Regions from separate parts of the Homo sapiens genome. Here region 1 is linked to region 2. A link is a contact called in ENCODE Hi-C data. All regions are on one chromosome and are shown on one strand. Each heading gives the region's core, a stretch centred on a gene start or an enhancer-like site at or near the end of the contact. The rest is flanking DNA. Distances are from core to core; before and after follow the strand shown.

Evidence for each region. Hi-C counts contacts between places; a loop is a spot of excess contacts on that map. Pooled maps may share reads with other maps.
Region 1: a loop to region 2 is called in a pooled map, with 7 times the contacts of the local background. The contact joins the promoter of LNP1 here to the promoter of CRYBG3 in region 2. A Hi-C loop is called at or near these places in 5 of 50 pooled maps.

The regions. Positions count from the first base shown.
Region 1 is chr3:100,397,290-100,402,838 of GRCh38, reverse strand. It overlaps LNP1 (leukemia NUP98 fusion partner 1), which reads right to left and starts at 1,300. Exons shown (of 4, transcript NM_001085451.2): 1 at 400-1,300. It overlaps TOMM70 (translocase of outer mitochondrial membrane 70), which reads left to right and starts at 1,750. Exons shown (of 12, transcript NM_014820.5): 1 at 1,750-2,213. The coding sequence starts at 1,890. RefSeq lists silencers at 1,282-1,361, 1,972-2,051 and enhancers at 1,422-1,511, 1,522-1,571, 1,622-1,731, 2,413-3,332.
Region 2 is chr3:97,819,145-97,824,779 of GRCh38, reverse strand. CRYBG3 (crystallin beta-gamma domain containing 3) reads right to left here and starts at 2,769. Exons shown (of 22, transcript NM_153605.4): 1 at 2,425-2,769. The coding sequence starts at 2,573. It overlaps LOC101929298 (a long non-coding RNA gene), which reads left to right and starts at 3,004. Exons shown (of 3, transcript XR_427389.3): 1 at 3,004-3,093. RefSeq lists a silencer at 2,623-2,992.

The sequences.
Region 1 (5,549 bases), core at 51-2,550, 2.6 Mb before region 2:
GAAGACTTTTCACAGTAAACTCTGTAACTTTTGGAGTTTAACCGTAACAGTGTATTGCTTACTCCAATAAATAAGAAAAAGGTTTAAAAAAAAAACTTCAAATATGTTTTAGTTCCTATCAAGTTTGTAATTGTTAGCACTCTACAATCCTCCAAGAGGCCACAGCAAAACTGAAATTTCAGAAAAAAAAAAAAATCCTAACTTGTGTTCTGAAAAAGGCAAGGCAGAGCTTATATTAAGGGGCAGAAAATTTGCCTTTGGGGATTGGGGGATCAGGAGGGGAGAAAAGCCTATTGCCTGCAACGATCAACTCAATTCCACTGCTATTTTTAGCCCATTTTTTTAGTCTGTTGCTAAGAAACCCTATTGCCTGAAGGCAATTTACTAATAGGAACTTACATGAAGCAGGAGAAACCGGTGATCCTGAAATTCTTTCCAATTAGGCCATTCTATTTTAATCAGTCCATTCTGGTGCCACTTGATAAAATATCTCCTTTCAATCTTTATGTAGCTCTACTGTGATGTTGTTGCACTTAACAGCAAAACAATCATTTATGAAATCTTAATGTAAGGCTTCTGCAAACCAGTATACCAGAAATGGAGAACCATAGTTCTGGACTCTGATTTTTCTATTAATAGTTGTCTTCATGAAAATACCGTGTATTCCAAACAATACCTTGCAAGGTAATTTTATATTTTAAGAGATCTGGTGCAGAGCATCGGAAAAAGAGTTGATAAAGCTATTATAGATAAAAAGCTGTGAACTGAAATTACGATTTGGGAATGAGACGAGAAGAGGGCTGAGACTGCTACTGCAAAACAACCCGGGGGGCGTGCGGATCAGAGCGAGATGTGGGCTGACGCAGAAATCAGCTCAAGATACAAATACGCCAAGAAAGGCTCGAAGCCGGCGGGAACCCTGACGCTTCGCATTTCTACCAACTCAGTTTAAGAAACCCCTAACAACGCAGATGTCATCGCTTCGTTAATTGGTGCCGACGATGAGCCACAGCGACCACGCTCAAACCGTTTCGACTGCAGCCAACCTAGATGTGCCATTTCCACCTAGTCTTCTGCCATCGCTATCTCCCCTATAACCTCAAATTCGTCCAAACTAAAATCTCGCTATGTTAGTGATAAGAAGTTCAGTGATGCAGCAGCCTTCTTCAGCGGTGAGCTCTTTCCTCACACATCTTTAAAAGTCCTTCTAATCCGTTGGTTTCTCGGGCACGCGGGCAGAAAACCGTGCTAACGGCCACAGAGGTTCAAGAGGTGCCAACGTGGCTATAACTGGAAAACTGGATCCGAAATCGACCAGTAAACTGGGTAGCTCGGTCTACGCCCCGCCCACCACCCTTGCTAGCCAATAGCCTTCACAACTCTTCTGCCACTCCCGCCCATTCCAGTGCTGTGCCGCTGCTTTTTCTTCCACTCGGATCTCTTGAGCGCCCTTAGCCCGCTGTATACGCGCCCCTCCTCGGCTTCAGTAGGCAAGAGGGCCATCTGCCCTTCTTTCCTGAAGGTAGAGGGGACAACACCAGCTACGACGGGGACTCCAGAAGTCCATCTCCCGAACAGCAGCGGGGCGAAAAGAAAGAAAAAGGGTTTCCGAAGACTCCTACTCACACCCACGCTTTCCCTTAACCCGGAAGTGATTTCCGCCCCTCCTCTCCCTCTTCGGTTGATACTGGAGGAGAAGGACGGCCAGGTCTGGCCCGGCATGCCCTGGGCTTCCGGTGACCTCTGGCCCTTTTCTGTCGTCCGCTCTCTCTGCCTAGCGTGCTCGCTCGCTCATTGCTTTCCTTCCCTCCCTCGGTCTTCCTTCGCACGCTGTTTGGTGATTGTGGCGCTCGCGACAGACAGGGAGGCGGTGGCAGAGGACACTTGTCATGGCCGCCTCTAAACCTGTGGAGGCAGCGGTGGTCGCAGCCGCTGTACCGAGCTCCGGGAGTGGGGTGGGCGGCGGCGGGACTGCGGGCCCGGGCACGGGGGGGCTGCCGCGATGGCAGCTGGCTCTGGCGGTCGGGGCACCCCTGCTGCTGGGCGCGGGTGCCATATACCTGTGGAGTCGGCAGCAACGGCGCCGGGAGGCCAGAGGCCGGGGCGACGCCAGCGGCCTGAAGCGCAACAGCGAACGGAAGACCCCGGAGGGCAGGGCCAGTCCGGCCCCGGGCAGCGGACACCCTGAAGGTCCCGGTGCTCACTTGGACATGGTGAGAAGCAGCCCCAGGCCGTAGAGGAGGAAACTGGCTCGTGCAGCTTTTCCTTGGCGGGTTGTGTCAGTGAGGGGGCTTCCCATCAGACGGAAGCTGCCAAGCGGCAGCACAACACTTGGGTTTAGGGAGACTCATTTCTGGCTGCCAGTGGAGGGCATAGAGTAGCTCGATGACAGGTTACTGGCATTCTTTGACAGTTTGCTTTTGGTTTCAGAAAAATCCTTTGCTTTTCTTCTCAGTGACACAGCATTTATCCCTAGTGTTGTAGATGGGAGTGGGGCATTTGCAAATGTGATGATTGTATTTAATAAGTGAAGGAAGCTAAATTCGATTAACAATTGGTACATCGTGATACGAACTGTTTCTGTGATTTCCAAAGCCTACAACCTAATCGCTAAGAGCCTTTTAATAATGAGCCACTCCCCCTTTTGGAGTGTGTTTTTGCTGGGGGTAAGTGGGCAACTACAGTGACGGTTAGTTGACAAAAGCAAAACAAAAACAAAAACGATTAGATGGCTTTCTACATAGAAAAAGAAAGACTACACAGGTTCTAAAGAGTGAAATGGTGTTCAGTGGCATTTGTTTTACAGCCTCTGAACTGTAAGCAGAACTGTCAAGCTCCCAAGGCTCGTCCTCTCTCAGCAACCCCGAAGCCCCCTTGGCTGCAAGCACTCAGCGCCCGTAACCTCTCCTGCCATGCCCCAGCCCCAAGGTGTCCTTTTGCACTCCGGACCCCTTGGCCTTTGTCAGAAAACGCTCTGCACTGCACTGTCCCCTCTTGCTGCACAAGAGTAGCGGCCACAGCAATGCTCACCAGGCTTGGTTGCACACAGCCCCCTGCCCCAGGTCCAGGCCTACACACACATACAAAAAAAAAAAAAAAAAAAATGGGAGTGACTTCTTAAACTTTTTGATTGGAAGCATCTTAAATTCAGTTTTTCCATTTCACCTGGAAATGTACATGACCAAGCCTAATATGCATGATACAGTTTCTCTGATGTGAGGCCAAGCATTGGATTATTTAGTGAACTGCTTTGTATGGTTTTGGTGAACTGACTGTTAAATCCTTTTGGTATCTGACAGCTGTGCAGAGAATTAGTCTGGCTGCATTTGACAATACTGGGATTGGGTGTGGTGGATTTTCTCTGGGTCTGGAGTTGTTCAATGGTAGTACCAGAGTAAGTCGAGGTCAGAGAAACGTTTGGTCAAATATCTCCCAGTTTTATACATAAGTATATACAGTTGGTCAAGTAACTTCTAATTGTATCCAAGTGTATACACTTAAATATGTATGCAAGTCATTTCCATATTATACTATTCAGGTTGAATTTTTTTTTTTTTTTTGAGATGGAGTCTCACTTTGTTGCCCAGGCTGGAGTGCAGTGGTGCGATCTCAGCTCACCACCACCTCCGCCTCCTGGGTTCAAGCAGTTCTGCCTCAGCCTCCGGAATAGCTGGGACTACAGGCGCGCGCCACCATGCCCCGCTAATTTTTGTATTTTTAGTAGAGACGGGGTTTCACTGTGTTGGCCAGGCTGGTCTTGAACTCCTGACCTCAGGTGATCTGCCCATCTTGGCCTCCCAAAGTGCTGGGATTACAGGCGTGAGCCACCGCGCCCGGGCGAAGATATTTTTACTAGGATGTCAAATTAGCTTTAAAGGAAGTTTTGGTGTAGGAATGAACAAACTAGTATCTGCAGTGTGTGAGGCATTGTGCTAGGCCATGAGAAAGCCATATGATCTTTCCTATGGGAGAGTGAAGCATTACCTATTTTCTAAAAGGTTTATGACTGGATAGTAGAAGAACTTATGGACTGTGTTAGAACTAGGATTTGTAAGCTTTATAGTGGGCTCTCCAGCATTGTCACTTTGGGAAAGTCATTTTGTCTCCTTGACCTTAGCGTCATCCCTGTAGAATAAGAGGATTAAAATATTAGATCTCTTCTGTTTCTTTCAGTACTAAAAATTGATGATTCTCATTATGATCATTTATAATAGCTCACTGCTGCTATTAAAAGTAGTTATCAAGAGGATTATTTGAATTAATTATCACTTGTCTTACATCAATTTTGGATGTCTGAAATTCTCCAGTCATTTTCTATTTCGTTTGTTAATTTAGTTTTAATCATGGAAGAATAGTAGGTAAAATAAAAGATCCAAAAAGTTCTCAGTTCTGTAAACATTAAAAATAAAGATAGTTTCTATACATGAAACTAAATTTTTTTTTTTTTTTTTTTTTGAGACAGCGTCTAACCCTGTCACCCAGGCTGGAGTGCAGTGGCACGATCTTGGCTCACTGCAACCTCTGCCTCCTGAGTTCAAGCAGTTCTCCTGCCTCAGCCTCCTGAGTAGCTGGGATTACAGGCATGCGCCACCATGCCTGGCTAATTTTTGTATTTTTAGTAGAGACAAGGTTTTGCCTGGTTGGCCAGGCTGGTCTCAAACCCCTGACCTCAGGTGATCCACCCACCTCGGCCTCCCAAAGTGCTAGGAATTACAGGCACGAGCCACCTCACCGGCTGAAACTAGATTTTAACATTTCATTGTGGTTTCAGCCACCCCACCTCATCCCAGGGGATCTGTACCATTGGTATTTGATAAAACCTAGCCATCTCCTTTTCACATTTTAGATGTCCTAATTCCTCTTTTCCACGTTGTCTGGATCAACACTGATGATTTTTTAATTTCATGATATTTCAGAGTTTTTTAGTTTTACAAATAACTTTTTTTTTTTGATACGGAGTCTCACTCTGTCACCCAGGCTGGAGTGCAATGGCGAGGTCTCGGCTCACTGCAACCTCTGCCTCCTGGGCTCAAGAGATTGTCCTGCCTCAGCCTCCCAAGTAGCTGGGATTACAGGCACGCACCACCACGCCTGGCTAATTTTTGTATTTTTAGTAGAGACAGGGTTTCACCATGTTCGCCAGGCTGGTCTCAAACTCCTGACCTCGTGATTCACCCGCCTTGGCCTCCCAAAGTGCTGGGATTACAGGCATGAGCCACTGCCCCTGACCACAAATAACTTTTTATTCACCTGACTGCTGTTAAAAATTAGAATTTAAGATTGGACTCTTTGTGTAACTTAAACTGCTTTAAAATGATTTATTTTTGGCCCCAAATAAAATAAGGCAAAACATTTGCACTTACCATTGTCCATCTTGTGGAATATGTAGGCCTACACCTGTAATCTTTGAATTACTAGATTGTTCTTTGGTAAAGCAACAATAGGAAGGTCTTTGTGATTTTTTTAAACTGGAAATTTATATCTTAACTGTTGGTGACCAGTAAATATTGAAAGACTACTTTTGTCTTCTTTTAATAGTCTGGTCCTTA
Region 2 (5,635 bases), core at 1,520-4,019:
AATTAATATAAGCATTTCCTGGAAATGGTCAACCACCTAATATGAGTACAATCAAGCAATTTGAGTGCCTACGCCTAAGTTGGGATATACAATAGTGTTGATGCTAATAGGCCTTCTTTAATTGTGACAAAGAAAGAATACATAATGAAGTGTTGTCACCAACTGAAGCCCATATAAATCACAGCACACCATAAAAACAAAGATTTTCCTATGGTTCAAAACAGTAAAATATTGGAAGACCTGTATCAAGGCATGGCAGCTCCCCAAAGACCTGGTGTTTGTCCCAGTACGCATTTTGTGAGCAGGCAAAAAAACAGTTTCAGGATGTTGTAAATTCGACTTTTACGGGTCTCATAATTATGTTTTAGTTTATTTTTTAATTTTGTACTCCTCTTCATCTAAAATCATCACTACAGAAGGTATACCCAGCTCTCATAATGATAAAAGTTTTTATGCCCACAAAGAGAAATAGCCAAAATACTCTTTCATTTTGAAATAAGATCACAGTGACAAATTGCAATTCTGTTTCCAATCTTGTTAACATCAGGGTGTTGTGTTACTGGGACATTCAGTACTATAAAGCGGTTCCATTTGTTTTATTAAACTTTCAATAAAGGCTTTGTGTTTGTTTATGCCCTTGAAATGAAAGATTTAAGCTCATTTAAAACAGTAAAACACCCACATAAAGGGTCATCTGCTATCCCCCTAACATCTGGCAAGTTCCAAAAAAGATGAGAACAAAATTAGCGTTGATATAAGCACAATTAAAATCTTCATCGTTGAAAAGCCATAATTTGTGCCAATCTGGAGATGATGAGAATAGAGAAGTGGTAGGTGAACAAGGAACTAGTTGCTGGAGGGGTCAGCTCCAGTCAGTAAAGAAATTAGAATTGAGAAGTGCCTTAAAAAGCCAAAATAGGGCAGAGAGGCAAGCAGGATTTCAGGCCATTACTGACATGAGCCTGAATTTGACCTGCTTACTCCTTTCTAACACTGACTCTCAAGTTCCCAACTTTTGCTGCGCCTACTTGGGATTTCCTTGCAGACTGCGTTCATATTATCCAAGACTGTTAGTGCTGTTACGGCGGTGGCAGGCACCACAGGCTGTCTGCCCACACCAACAGAACTAGCTGACACCCTGGATGAGATCTGTCAGACTTAAAAACTATTTTTAACTTCTGTGTAACTTTGAATTTTAAACTCTCAACAGTCAGAGCAATAATAGCTGAAACGTCCCAGGAGAATAACCACTCAATTATCGTAGGAGCTTTCTTGGAAACATGTGGCATGTTATTAACAGACGGTCATAATGAAAATGTTTCACAAGCGGGGAAACCGAGGAACACACAAACGACTAAAATCACATCACAAAATCTGAATACTAATGGAATTGGCTCACTCTCAGTTCTGTTTCCTATCCATTTTTTTTAAGCCCACCAGGAAATCTTGAGTCCGAAGTAAACACGGTTTTCTGGAGTGTGTCCTTCCAATGACAATGGTCATTCTAGTGCAATCTCGGGAGAAGACAGTGTAAGCCTCTCATAAGTTTAAGAAAGCGAGCTGCGTTTTACTTAACCCCTCTTTCTTCGGGGGGATGAAAAGACTCAGAAACAGGCATTTAAATGAGGCATGTCTAAAATTTTTTGATTTTTGAACATGGGAAAGTGAAGGAAAGATAAAAATATTACAGAGAAAGGGTACATTTTGATTACTGAAACCAAGACAGCTGGAAACCTGATTTCCAGAATCTGTTTGGGAACTTGAGGCAGATGTTTCTAGGAGAGATGAGAAATAAAGAAGGGTGGCGTCATTTACATGTCCAGTCCATTTTGGTGAAAGTCTTGGGAACGCATTATCACAATTCCTTTTAAAAATCATTTTGAGAAAATTTAAATAAGATGGCAAAAATACCAGCTGAGGGGGTGACGCCCCAAAGCTTTACCTTTTCCACTTTTGCCCCGATCTCCTCCCACACAAGTGGTGCTGGGATCGCGCCCCCAATTCCCCTGGCCGACGGCTCCGCTCGGCTCACAAGTGTTTCCCATTACTGCAGGCGGGACGCCGGGGAAATCGCTTTTGCCACAGAACTTGGAGAGTAGAGCGTGTGTGGAACGGGAACCCAATCACGTCCGGGCAGGGGAAAGTGGGAAAGGAAGAGCGCGGAGCCAGGCGGGGATCGGGGGATATGCGTCCGGCTGCCGGGCAAGAACTTCACCCCGATTTAACCTGCAGAGGAGAGGCGAGTAGTGCGGCACGGGAACGGGGCAAGGAGGAGGAAACTTTAGCAATGGAGGAAGGAGAACAGAAAGTGGCGAGCGAACTGCAGCCTGGCCCAAGAGCGGCCCGCTGCCGGCGGTCAGGCCGGGAGCCTTCATCCCGCGAATATGTGCAGGGCCCCCCCGCGACCCCCTCCTCGACTCCCACCTGGCAGCGGACCGGCCTGGAGCTGGAGGCGGGCTCGTCCCCGGCCTCTCCTCCTCTTCCTCTTCCTTGTCCCGGGAAGGACTTCGGGGAGCGAAGAACCGGGAGAAGCTGTGCCAGGGGGCGCTGCCCCTTCTGCGGCCGCTGGACATTTCCCGAGGGGGCCGCTGGCCCGGGGCTGTCTGAAGGGAACGGCCTAGGTGTTGCCTGGTGCCCGGAGCCCGACCGGGCGCCGCGGGATGCGGCTAGGGCAGACCGACTCGACGCGAGCTGCCAGCGCGGCTCAGTCTCTCTCGGGCAGGAGAAGTGCGGACGCGACGCGCTCCTCGCGCGGCAGCTCCTCACGCCGCTGCGGCTGCTCCTCCTCCCGCCCTCGCCCGGCGCGGCCCGCCCCACCCCGAGGAGGAGCCAGTGGCCGCGGCACCGCCCTGAGCCGGGCGCAGCCGCCACCGCTGGGGCGCTACGTGGTCCCCCGAAGGCGCCGGCCTGAGAGCCTGAGGGGAGTCGCCCAGCGTGCGACGCTAGGCTCGGGCTTACGGCTCAAACAAGTTCAGGCTGCAGCCTGTTGGGCTTTGCCTTCAATTACTTTCTGTGACCGTTGTGTTTTCTATTCTACAGTCAGAGCACAGAAACGGTTTTCTTCGGGCTTTTGAAAGAGGTTTATGAACTAAGGTTTGTGAAAACACTTGGCAAACTGCAGTACCGGGGCGCCCCGGACTTGCTGGGAGCTAAGAAACAGCTACCGCAAATACAGCTCCAACCCTGAGGGCGAAAGTCGCGTTAGCACAGAACCGGGCGGCGGGAGGGAGAAGGGGGTACCTGTCAGGCGGTCACCACCTCCCGGCGCGTTCTGCTGGCTTTCTGTGGTGTGACTTTTCCTAACCGCGCTGTGCTTCAGACTTTTCACACGCCATACTTCCCTGCGAACTCTTTCAAAAACGGCACTGATCAAAAAGTATGATTTCAAGCTTGTCAATGCTGCAACATATTTTGCAGTCGTTACACAGATGCCACTGAAATCTGGGAACCAAAGGGTGCTTAAGACTTGTTTTAAGTCTAAGTACAGTGGTATGGATTTTTCTTGGTTTTTCATACCCTATAGCAGCTAGTACAGGAGATACTGAGAGGCCCATTCACCCCAAGTGTTTTGTTTTTGTTTGAAGGCAAGCTGCCCCTGGAGTAGACGTCAAGGAAGTGATATGGCTTTTGTTCATTAAAAAATGTATACAAGTAAATGAGATAAAAATGAAATGTCCACAGCAGAGGGGAGCCTTGGAGTAATCTCCCCTCTGGCTTTCGGGTGCTGGAGGAGAAGGTTGCTCATAAGTAGATTGCATACCTATAAGCCCCAAGTCCTTTCAGCACCTGCTGGAGGCTATTGAGCCTCCCTGCCTCCCCACGCTGCCTCCCAGAAGCCCTCCAGCTCCTACTAACTGCAATAGAGCCAAGACACTCATTCTCATTTGTTCTGGCAGGATTTAACCCATTAAAGTTCAGTCAGCCCGATTTCCATCAATCGGGTTCATCTCAGTCTATCCCTCAAGATTAATCCTTTTTTACTCTTTGGTAAATTTTTCCTATTTCTCTGTGAGCCTAGTCTGAGAAAATAGAAAAAGACTAAGATAATAGACTAGAATAAGACAAGTTCCCAATTCTAGCTTTATTATTTTATAAGAGAATCTCCACTGAAGACCCACTTACCAAAAAGCCCAAAGAGAGTAATAAAGCAAACTGTTTCTTCCAGCTAAAAGGCCCAAATGATAATTTGTCTTCCCAACGTATTATTGAATGACTATCACATTTGTCCCTGACTTGTTCTGTGATCAAACCAGGCCCCAGTGCCTACCCAGAGGGTACTTCGTTCAGGAAGTTTTTCTTGGAATAAAAATGGGGGGGAGTCAATAGGATTTAATTAATGAATTATGGTTTTAACTAATAATATATCTAACAATACTCTGATCTCCACTCGGTAGCACAGCAAAGCACTTAAGTGAATGGTAAATACAAATAATGCCATGTTTACACTAAGACAAATTGCGTCTATGACAAAATAGCTTAAAGTCATAAAACAATGACCATTGAATTTTCCTTCATTTGCTTTCTGAGCACTTATTAGTTTTCTATATGTCCTACATTGTTATAACCTGAACTCATATGAACAAATTTCTAAATACTAAATTCTAAGATTGCATTAGGAAGCCTGTAAAAATGTCAAATTTTAGAGCTGTAAGGATCTTAGAGATACTAATTTAGCACAGTGTCATTAATTCACTGATCCAGTTATTCCCCGACGTTTAGTGAGTGCCTGCAGTAGAAGCACATCTACAGTGAAGCCGATGAGGCTCAAGTTTCTTGGCTCCCTGCTGGCACAGTCTCTTCCAGTGTGAACTCAGCAATGGGATCCATGGCCAGTTTTATCAAATTTACAAAAGTAAATGTTTTAATGTGATTAAGACCACAATCTCTTTTTTTTTCCACTTAGATGTCCACTTAGATTTTCTTTTCCACTTAGAGTTATCAAGAGCATTTGGGAATCTGCTAGGGAATTTCAGTTGGGAATATATTTAGTTTGGACTTAGTGGAATATATTTATGTGGTTTCCAGCCTCTCCAAAGTATAGTTATTTCTTAAATTCCAATTTGTTTGTAGCGCAGCTCACCAAGTATTACACCCAAGATGCAGAGCCAGAGGAGATATATTCTGTGGTCTCTGACACTGAAAATATGTGGGTAATAGAGGTGAGACAAGATTTGAAAGGTAAAGCAGCATCAGGTGTCATGTGGAAAATTATTCCAGGCATCAGAAGACAAAGTTTCAACAGGAAGGATTGCCTCCGATTGATGTAATTTCTCTCATAGCAATAATATATTCAATAATGCAGTATATTTAATTTTTTTTTTGAGACAGAGTCTGGCGCTGTCACCTTGGCTGGGGTGCAGTGGTGCAATTTCAACTCACTGAAACCTCCGCCTCCTGGGTTCAAGCAATTCTCCTGTCTCAGCCTCCAGAGTGGCTGGGACTACAGGCGCCCACCACCATGCCCAGCTAATTTTTGTATTTTCAGTAGAGACGGGGTTTGACCATATTGGTCAGGCTGGTCTCGAACTCCTGACCTCAGGTAATCCACCCGTCTCAGCCACCCAAAATAATTTTTATAACTGTAAACACAAAACATTTTTTCTTGTTGATGTAAACCATGTAAAATAGAATTTAT